Linked DNA regions of Homo sapiens: region 2 is linked to region 1. Evidence: read pairs that join two places in POLR2A ChIA-PET (ENCODE). Cell type or tissue: Panc1. All regions are shown on one strand. Links, peaks and the distances in the headings refer to the core of each region. The heading gives the core; the rest is flanking DNA. Region 1 has its middle 21 kb from the start of FABP6-AS1. Region 2 has its middle 14 kb from the start of PWWP2A.

Region 1 (4,386 bases), core at 248-4,247:
CACAATAACTTCCAAAGCATTCTATGGTTTCCCTCTAGCCCCAAAATAGATTCAGGATATATTTTCATGGATGAATCAAAACAACTTGCCAGTATAATGGACATAGGTTAAGGGAAGGGAGGAGTTCTCAAGGGCTCCTAGACTTAGGGCCCATGCAACTGGTTACTCTGAAGCTATTCCCAGTAGAAAGAGCTCAGTTTTGGGGTCAGGCAGGCCTAGATTTCAATCCTTACTTTAATCTCAAGCCTCAGTTTTCTCTTCTGTAAAACTGAGACACAGGCTGGGCGTGGTGGCTCACACCTGTAATCCCAGCACTTTGGGAGGCCAAGGTGGGCAGATCGCCTGAGGTCGGGAGTTCGAGACCAGCCTGACCAACATGGAGAAACCTCGTCTCCACTAAAAATACAAACTTAGCTGGACGTGGTGGTGCATGCCTGTAATCCCAGCTACTCGGGAGGCTAAGGGAGGAGAATCACTTGAACCCGGGAGGTGGAGGTTGCGGTGAGCCGAGATCTCACCATTGCATTCCAGCCTGGGCAACAAGAGCAAAACTCCGTCTCAAAAATAAAAATAAAAAAGCTACGACACGATGACAGTTGCACATAGAAGGTGTTAATTCTTGTCCCTTGACCAAAGAGGTTATAGATGTCCAGAAAAATAGCGTTCTGTTTAAGGTCTTGTTGCTGGATAGATAAGCAACTCCAAGTTTGTTCAGAGGCAAGTTTGTTCAGAGAGAAAGGAGGAAGATGAGTAGGGGCTCTGAAGGCAGATCTAATACAGCCAGTTCAAACCTTGGCTCTGAGCTCCTGTAAAGTAGGAATATGTCATTTTTATCTCCTATGCCTGAGATAATTAAATGAGCTATTGCACAGTGGGCACACACAGTGCCTTTGCTCACGAAATTTTGGGAGTGGATGGCCAGCAAGACACCATCCAAATCTCTAAGTCCACATCTTCTGCTGAGCATACATACCAACAACTTCCCAAAGAATAATATCCTTTATGCGATAGCTTCATCTGTATTCTCACTTCATTCCCACAACTATGCTCTGAGGTATGTCAGTAGTATATCTTAAAATTTTTTTAATGTTTTAATTTTTTGTAGAGATAGGGTCTCTCTACGTTGTCCCAGGCTGGTCTCCAATTCCTGGGCTCAATAGATCCTCCTGCCTTAGCCTCCCAAAGTGCTGGAATTACAGACATGAGCCACTGCACCCAGCCAAGGTTTAAAAGGCTGAAAAAAATAAAAAGAAGAATACAATTTCTTGGCCTGACGCGGTGGCTCATGCCTGTAATTCCAACACTTTGGGAGACTGAGGTGGGTGGATCACCTGAGGTCAGGAGTTTGAGACCAGCCTGGCCAACATGGTGAAACCCCATCTCTACTAAAAATACACAAAATTAGCCGGGTGTGGTGGTGGGCGCCTGTAATCCCAGCTACTAGGGAGGCTGAGGCAGGAGAATCACTTGAACCTGGGAAGTGGAGGTTGCAGTGAACCGATATCCTGCCATTGCACTCCAGCCTGGGCAACAAGAGTGAAACTCTTGTCTCAGAAAAAAAATAAATAATAAGTAAAATACGATTTCTTGACCTGTGAGAATCCAAATGTCAGCTGCAATAAACAAAGCTTCATGGAAACACATCATGCCCACTCGTTTATGTCTTATCCATGGCTGCCTTGGCTACAATGACGGAGTTGAATAGCTGTGACAGAGAGTGTGGCCTGCAAAACCCGAAGTATTTACTCTCTGACCCTTTATAGGAAAAGGGTGCATAAAGTGTGTACTCTAGATGTAAAAAGGAAAGAAGGAGGGAAAATAAAGAAAAACAAAAAAAGAAAAAGGGTGCAGAGCCCTGCTGTAAATCACAGCTGCAGGGCAACATTTTCTCTCAAGGCGGCAGACTGGATAAGCACCACCCAGATAATCCAGGGGCCACCCCAAGGGGATGGGGGAGGGAAGAGTTTCAAGTTCAGAGAAGGAAGGGAATTGCAGGGAACCGCTCCAACCGGGAGGGGCCTTGCAGAAATGAGTCCAGCCCCCTCTTTTTAGATGAGAAAATCTGAGGCCCAGAGACAGGAGGCAATCTGCCCAAGGCCACCCAGCACGTGGCTAACAGCCCGGTCCCGGCGCTGCCTCCTTCTCCGCAGGGAGAAGCCGGCCAAAGTCGGGGGTCGCAGCCCAGGGGCGACACCTCCGGGCCTGGGGTCTCCTCCGTTTAGCGGGGTCCCCGGAGGGTCGGTGCAGGCCGAGCGCCGCGCGGCGGCGGCCTCTCCCCAGCGGGAAAGGGGAGGCGCCTGCGGAGTGGCCTCCCTGCAGTTCCTGTTTCCCGCTCTTTGGCTTTGGAGCAAGGGCCCCCCAATCCCTCCCCCGTCCCCCACCTCCCACCGCCCAGTTCCAAGAGTCCGCCCTCAGCCAGCCGGCTACCTGGGCTGGGGATTTGCTAATGTTTTTTTCGTTTCTTTTTTACAAAGCACAGAAGACACACCCAGCTTCCTAGAGCTCTGAAGCAGCATTTGATCGCGTGTGGCTGAGGAAACTCGAGCTTGTAGCTGATAAGGAATCGGGAGGAGAGGCCGGGAGGGCATTCCTGGGGTGCTTGGCTCCAGCTACCCCATTCCACCAGGGCTTCCCGCCCCTCTGGAATCCTAGCCCGGCCCCTGCCTGCTTTTCTCCCGGGTGAATTGGGAGGGCTGCCCCAGAGGAATTCAGGAGATTCCCTCTCTTGTAGCCTGGAGAAATAAAAAATATTAGCAGGCCGGGGTCTCAGTGGCTCACGTCTGTAATCTCAACACTTTGGGAGGCCGAGGCGGGTGGATCACCTGAAGTCGGGAGTTCTAGACCAGCCTGACCAACATGGAGAAACCCTGCCTCTACTAAAAATACAAAATTAACCTGGCATGGTGGTGCATGCCTGTAATCCCAGCTACTTGGGAGGCTGAGGCAGAAGAATCGCTTGAACTCGGGAGGCGGAGGTTGTGGTTAGCCGAGATAGCGCCATTGCACTCCAGCCTGGGCAGCAAGAGCGAAACTGTCTCAAAAAATAAATAAATAAATAAATAAATAATAGCAAATATTTTTAAGGGTGCAGCTCAGAACAGTTGCTGGAGAGGAACTGTTGATGGAATGGGTAGACCCTTCAGCACTACAGGCTCAAGCTTCCCACAGCTCCCAGCTTCCATCACCTGCACCCTTGTTCCCCCAAGTCAGGGCTCTACTCCTGATCTGACTCGAGTTTTCCCTTTCCCCAGTTTCCCCACCCTTCCATGAGCTCCCCCCCAACCCCCACCCCGTGCTGTTGGTTCCTCAAGGATAACTTCTGGAGCCTCCCCTCTTCCCTGGACAGTCCCTTCACCTTTCTGCTCTGTAACTTGCCAGCTGCCTTCCTCCAGGACCCTGTGTCCTCCTTCTAGTCCCTTCAAAGTAATCTGTTTTGTTGTCGCTGTTGTTGTTGGAAACAGGGTCACCCAGCCTGGAGTGCAGTAGTGTAATCATAGCTCTCTGCAGGCTCTACCCAGCCTCCTGGGCTCAAGCGATCCTCCCGCCTCTTTCTCCTGAGTAGCTGGGACTACAGGCCGGTGCCACCTGTTTTTAATTTTCTCACACACCCTGTAGATCAGGGCCTGGGAGGTCAGTTCACTCTCTTGCAATCTTTTTTTTTTTTTCACTATGTCACCCAGGTTAGAGTGCAGTGGCCCAATCTCGGCTCACTGCAACCCCCACCCCCCTAATGCCCCACTCTCCAGCTTAACTTCCACCTCAACCTCCCAAGTAGCTGGGACCACCGATGGGCACCACCAGGCCCAGCTAAGTTTTTGTATTTTTGGTACAGACGGGATCTCACCATGTTGCCCAGACTGGTCTCAAACTCCTGAGCTCAAGTGATCCGCCCTCCTCGGCCTCCCAGAGTGTTGAGCTTACAGGTGTGAGCCACCACACCTGGCTCTTGCAATCCCTTTCTCCTCCCTTCTTCCAAACACATTACCACCTGTGGGTTCATTACATCAATCTTTCCTGCCCACAACTCTTCTTGTTCCTCTCTTTTGCCAGCTTCTTGGAGGTGGCCCTCACTGGTGTTGGGAACAGGTGCTTGGTGTCATAAAAAACAAAGGATCTCTCAGCAAGGCTAGTTTACTTTCTGCAGAAAGGGTGCCATCACTATCAGTAATTCTCGCAAGAGCACACACGAACAAAGGAGACAGGGTCATTTATAACCTGATGCATCCACCCTACTGCTGTGTCCAGTTTCCGTTGGCTGGAAGGGTACCTCACATTCTATACTTGTCCCGATTGGCTAGTCATTTAGAACTTTCCGAAAGAGGCAAAGGCAGAGGAGAACAAAGGAAGGAGGAAGCAACCTGTGGAATGCTGAGAAAGGTAAAAACA
Region 2 (4,386 bases), core at 278-4,277, 56 kb after region 1:
ACACTGACTCAACTATTTCCTTTCTTTTCCTGTTTTGAGTCTCTTAAAAACTCAAAAATCGCCAGGCGCGGTTGCTCACGCCTGTAATCCTAGCACTTTGGGAGGCCAAGGAAGGCAGATTACCTGATGTCGGGAGTTCAAGACCAGCCTGGCCAACATGGCGAAACCCCCGCTTTACTAAAAATGCAAAAAATTAGCCAGGTGCAGTGGCGTGCGCCTGTAATCCCAGCTACTCTGGAGACCGAGGCAGGAGAATCACTTGAATCCGGGAGACAGAGGTTGCGGTGAGCAGAGATCACGCCACTGCACTCCAGCCTGGGCTACTGAGTGAGACTTGGTCTCAAGAAAACAAAACAAAACAAAACAAAACAAAACAAAAAACAAAACAAAAATCAAGCTATGAAAATAATCTTTCCAATTCACTTTACTCACCTTGGAATGTCCTTTTTTCCAAGCACTTGGTTCCTAGGCTGACAAAAAGGAAGCCCTTGGGCTCTGGGTGAGTCTGGAGTGGGATGCAGACTTTCTCTTTTTGTCTTTGACTTTTAAATATTGAAATAATAGAATCTACTTATGAAGTGCCAGGCACAGTGCTAAGTGATTTGCACACATTGTTTAATCTTTACAATGATCCTATGAAGTAGGTTCTATTGTTATGTTGTTTTCACATCTGGAGCAAAACAGGCTCAGAGAAGTCAAGTATCCTGTCCAAAGTCACACAGCAAGGAAATGGTAGGACTTGATTTCCCTGAGTCAGAAGGCAGTGCCTTTATTAATGAGTTCTTAGGCAATTCTTTATCATTAGTAAATTGCAGAGTTAGGATTCACATGATTCACATTCACCTCTTTTCATTTTTATTTTTTGAGATGGAGTCTCGCTCTGTCCCCTGGGCTGGAGTGAGGATTCATATTCACTTCTGACTCCAAGTTGATCTATTCAAACACATGTTGAAGTCCCAGGTTTCTCACTTTAAAAAGGAATAATAATAGTCACCTTGCAGGGTGATTTTGAGGATTAAATGAGCTAATTTACTTGCAAATCTGTACCGGAACTAGAAGTCTTTTGACTGGCTAAGGGAGTTCTAGTTTAGGCCTTTCACTAAGGGTTTATGAGCTGATTACCATCAATTCCCATTACCTTTAGTGACAATCATGGAAACTGTGAGCCCCGTGCTTAGCCCAAGAGTTCAAGAAATTAGAAAACCTGGACCAGGACCATGGGCCCTGCACGGCCCTGAGTGATAGAATGCAGTGAACAACAGGCCAGGAGACCGGGGGGGGGGGGGCGGGGGCGGGGGGTGCCTGTTCTAGTCCCTGCTGTCCCTCGGAAGGGCTGAGAAACCTTGGGCAAGTCCCTTCTCTGTAAACTGAGGGAAGAGGACCAGATACAATGTGAATTCCTCCGCGTTCTGACACTTGAGCTGTGCCCAGCGTCGACCCGCCCCACCCTCCCTGACACACAGTGTTTAAAGGCCCCGGCGCCTCCGCCTTGTGACTTCAATGCACGTGGTACTCGGTCCCCCAGTGGGCGGAAAACTCAGGGGTGGCCTTATTATGAATGAATATCGAGCAATAACCGCAGGGTTGAGGCTTCAGACAGAAGTCACTATGGTGACCAAAGCACAACGAAAGAGTGCAGGCTCCAAGAGCCCTCCAAGGTCTCCTGCCTTTCATTCCAGAGCTCTGCCGGGCTCCCTGCACCGCGAGCTCCGCTGAGTTAAGTGCCTCAAGGTCACGGGAACAAAGAAAGGGCAACTAAATTGGCTTCATCTGTTCCCTTCCTAGTCCGCATCCACAGAGCTGGATGGAGTGGGCTGAGTCCGAGCGGAATTCGGATTTGAATACAGGAACCAGCTCATACGGAAGGGGGTTACCTCTCAAGGTTCCCAGGCCAGGAGTGGGTGGGCGGGGGCTGAGGGCGGGGGTAGGAGCAGCACCATCTCCGTTGCAGCGCCACAAAGACAGCCAAGACCCAGGCCTCGCCAACGCTGGAGGAGGAAAGCGCCTTATGAATCATTTAAAGTCCATGAAAGACTCTCCTGGGACTTGCTTTTCTCCTTCACCCAGCAGAGATACCAGGGCAGAAAAGAATGTGTCATGACCCAAAGGAGAACAAAATGTCCAGGCTAGTGGAGCTCTGGCTTCTCATATGGGAACTCTCTTGTCTCTCCAACCCATCAGATCCTGGGGAACCCAGTTACGCCTATTCTTCTGCACACCCTGTCTAGAAAACCCACGTTTGGGATCTTCCTATTACAAGGCGACCAGGCCCTATTTTATTCACTTATTTATGTGTTTATTTGCCAAAAAAACAATTCGAAGATTCCCCCCTAAGAAATACATGTTCACTGTAGAAAATTTAGAAAATTAGGATAATTGAGACATGTAGATGGCCAAAAAGAAAAGAAACTCCCCATTAACCCTACCACCTAGAAATAACCGTTTACTTATTTGGTCATTTGTTTATAAATTCTATGATTTATTTTTATTTTGAGACAGGGTCTCACTCTGTAGCCAAGGCTGGAGTGCACTGGCGCAATCACTGCTCCCTGCAGCCTCGACCTCCCATGCTCAAGCAATTCTCCTACCTCAGTCTACCAAGTTGCTGGGACTACAGGCATGAGCCACTGTGCCGGGCCTACAAACAGATATAAGTATATTTTGAGACGGAGTCTCGCTGTGTTGCCCAGGCTGGAGTGCAATGGCGTGATCTCAGCTCACTGCAACCTTCACCTCCTGGGTTCAAGTGATTCTCCTGCCTCAGCCTCCCAAGTAGCTAGGAGTACAGGAATGCTCCACCACACCCAGCTCATTTTTGTATTTTTAGTAGAGATGGGTTTTCACTATGTTGGCCAGGTTGGGCTGGAATTCCTGACCTCAGGTGATCCACCCACCTCGGCCTCCCAAAGTGCTGGGATTACAGGCTTGAGCCACTGCACCCGGCTTTTTTTGTTGTTGTTTTGTTTTGTTTTGTTTTGTTTTGTTTTTGAGACACAGTTTCACTCTGACACCCAGGCTGGAGTGCACTGGTGCAGTCTTGGCTCACTGCAACCTCCACCTCCTGGGTTCAAGCAATTCTCCTGCCTCAGCCTCATGAGTAGCTGGGATTACAGGCATGTGCCACCACACCTGGCTAATTTTTGTATCTTTAGTACAGACGGGGTTTCACCATGTTGGCCAGGCTGGTCTTGAACTCCTGACCTCAGGTGATCTGCCCACCTTGGCCTCAAAGTGCTGGGATTACAGGCGTGAGCCACCGCGCCCAGCCCTCCTACAAATATTTTTTTGAAGGCCTATCATATGCAACGCACTGTACTAGGAATAGAGGTACAGAGATGAACAAGGCAGGTCTTACAAGGAGTTTTTTCTGTATAAAACTGTACACACATACCTTCCTAAAAAATCTCTGCTGTTCTAAAACTAAACAAATAAAAATAAGGTAGAGAATAGGAATTTGGTATAAAATTGAACCAAAGCAACTTAGAACTAAATATTCGGGTCAGTTTGTGTTTGTCTATGTAGTCAAAGAAACAACTGGAGGTAAACATGGAAATAGCTGCTTGGGAGTGAATGGCTATGAAGTAAATGCTAAGACTGGTGCCTGGGCCCCAGTTCCTGGCTCAGAATTTACATTGGCTGAACCAGGTGATGTCCACACTCCTACGCAGGCCTCCAGACCCTTGGAAAAGATAATGAGAAAAGTTACTGGCTCACATGTGTGATCTAATTTAACATAAACTTCACAGCAAGTATTTGAAGTAGATTGGCCAGGTGTGGTGGCTCATGCCTGTAATCCCAGCACTTTGGGAGGCTGAGGCAGGTAGATCACCTGAGTACTGGAGTTCGAGACCAGCCTGGCCAACATGGTGAAACCTCGTCTCTACTAAAAATACAAAAATTAGCTGGGTGTGGTGGCGGGCACCTGTAATCTCAGCTAGGAGGGAGGCTGAGGCAGGAGAATCACCCAGCCTGGGTGACAGAGTGAGACTCCATCTCAAAAAAAAAAAAAAAAAAGAAAGAAATGACTTATCATTCCCATATTACAGATAGGGAAACTGAGACAGAGAATAACTGTGATGGCAGAGAAGCAATTCTATCAAAATGATCTCAGGTTTGTGATTCTTTTATTTTGTCACCCAGGCTGAAGTGCAGTGGCATGATCACAGCTCACTGCAGCCTCAACCTCCCGGGCTCAAGCAATCCTCCCCACTCAGGCTCCCAAGTAGCTAGGACTATAGGCACATGCCACCACACCTGGCTAATTTTTTAATTTTTTGTAGAGAAGAGGGAGATGAGGAGTCACTATGTTGCCCAGGCTGGTCTTGAACTCCTGGGCTCAAACGATCCTCCCAAAATGCTAGGATTATAGGCGTGAGCGACTGGACC

Evidence for each region. ChIA-PET counts read pairs that join two places held together with the same protein. Peaks named below come from ENCODE experiments on the same cell type or tissue, not always from the same donor. Only the 100,000 strongest peaks of a DNase experiment are listed, where the experiment ranks them.
Region 2: POLR2A ChIA-PET joins it to region 1 with 12 read pairs; 4 of 35 experiments call an interaction of 5 or more read pairs at or near these places.

Annotation. Positions count from the first base shown.
Region 1 is chr5:160,186,424-160,190,809 of GRCh38, reverse strand. It overlaps a transcript of FABP6 not described here. Among named protein-coding and RNA genes, the nearest start is that of FABP6-AS1, 21 kb to the left of the region's middle. RefSeq lists a silencer at 2,233-2,332. In Panc1, for the core only: no CTCF peak of the experiment used is centred there; no DNase peak of the experiment used is centred there; H3K4me3 peaks cover 986 bases; H3K27ac peaks cover 1,129 bases.
Region 2 is chr5:160,130,867-160,135,252 of GRCh38, reverse strand. No RefSeq gene overlaps it. Among named protein-coding and RNA genes, the nearest start is that of PWWP2A, 14 kb to the right of the region's middle. In Panc1, for the core only: no CTCF peak of the experiment used is centred there; no DNase peak of the experiment used is centred there.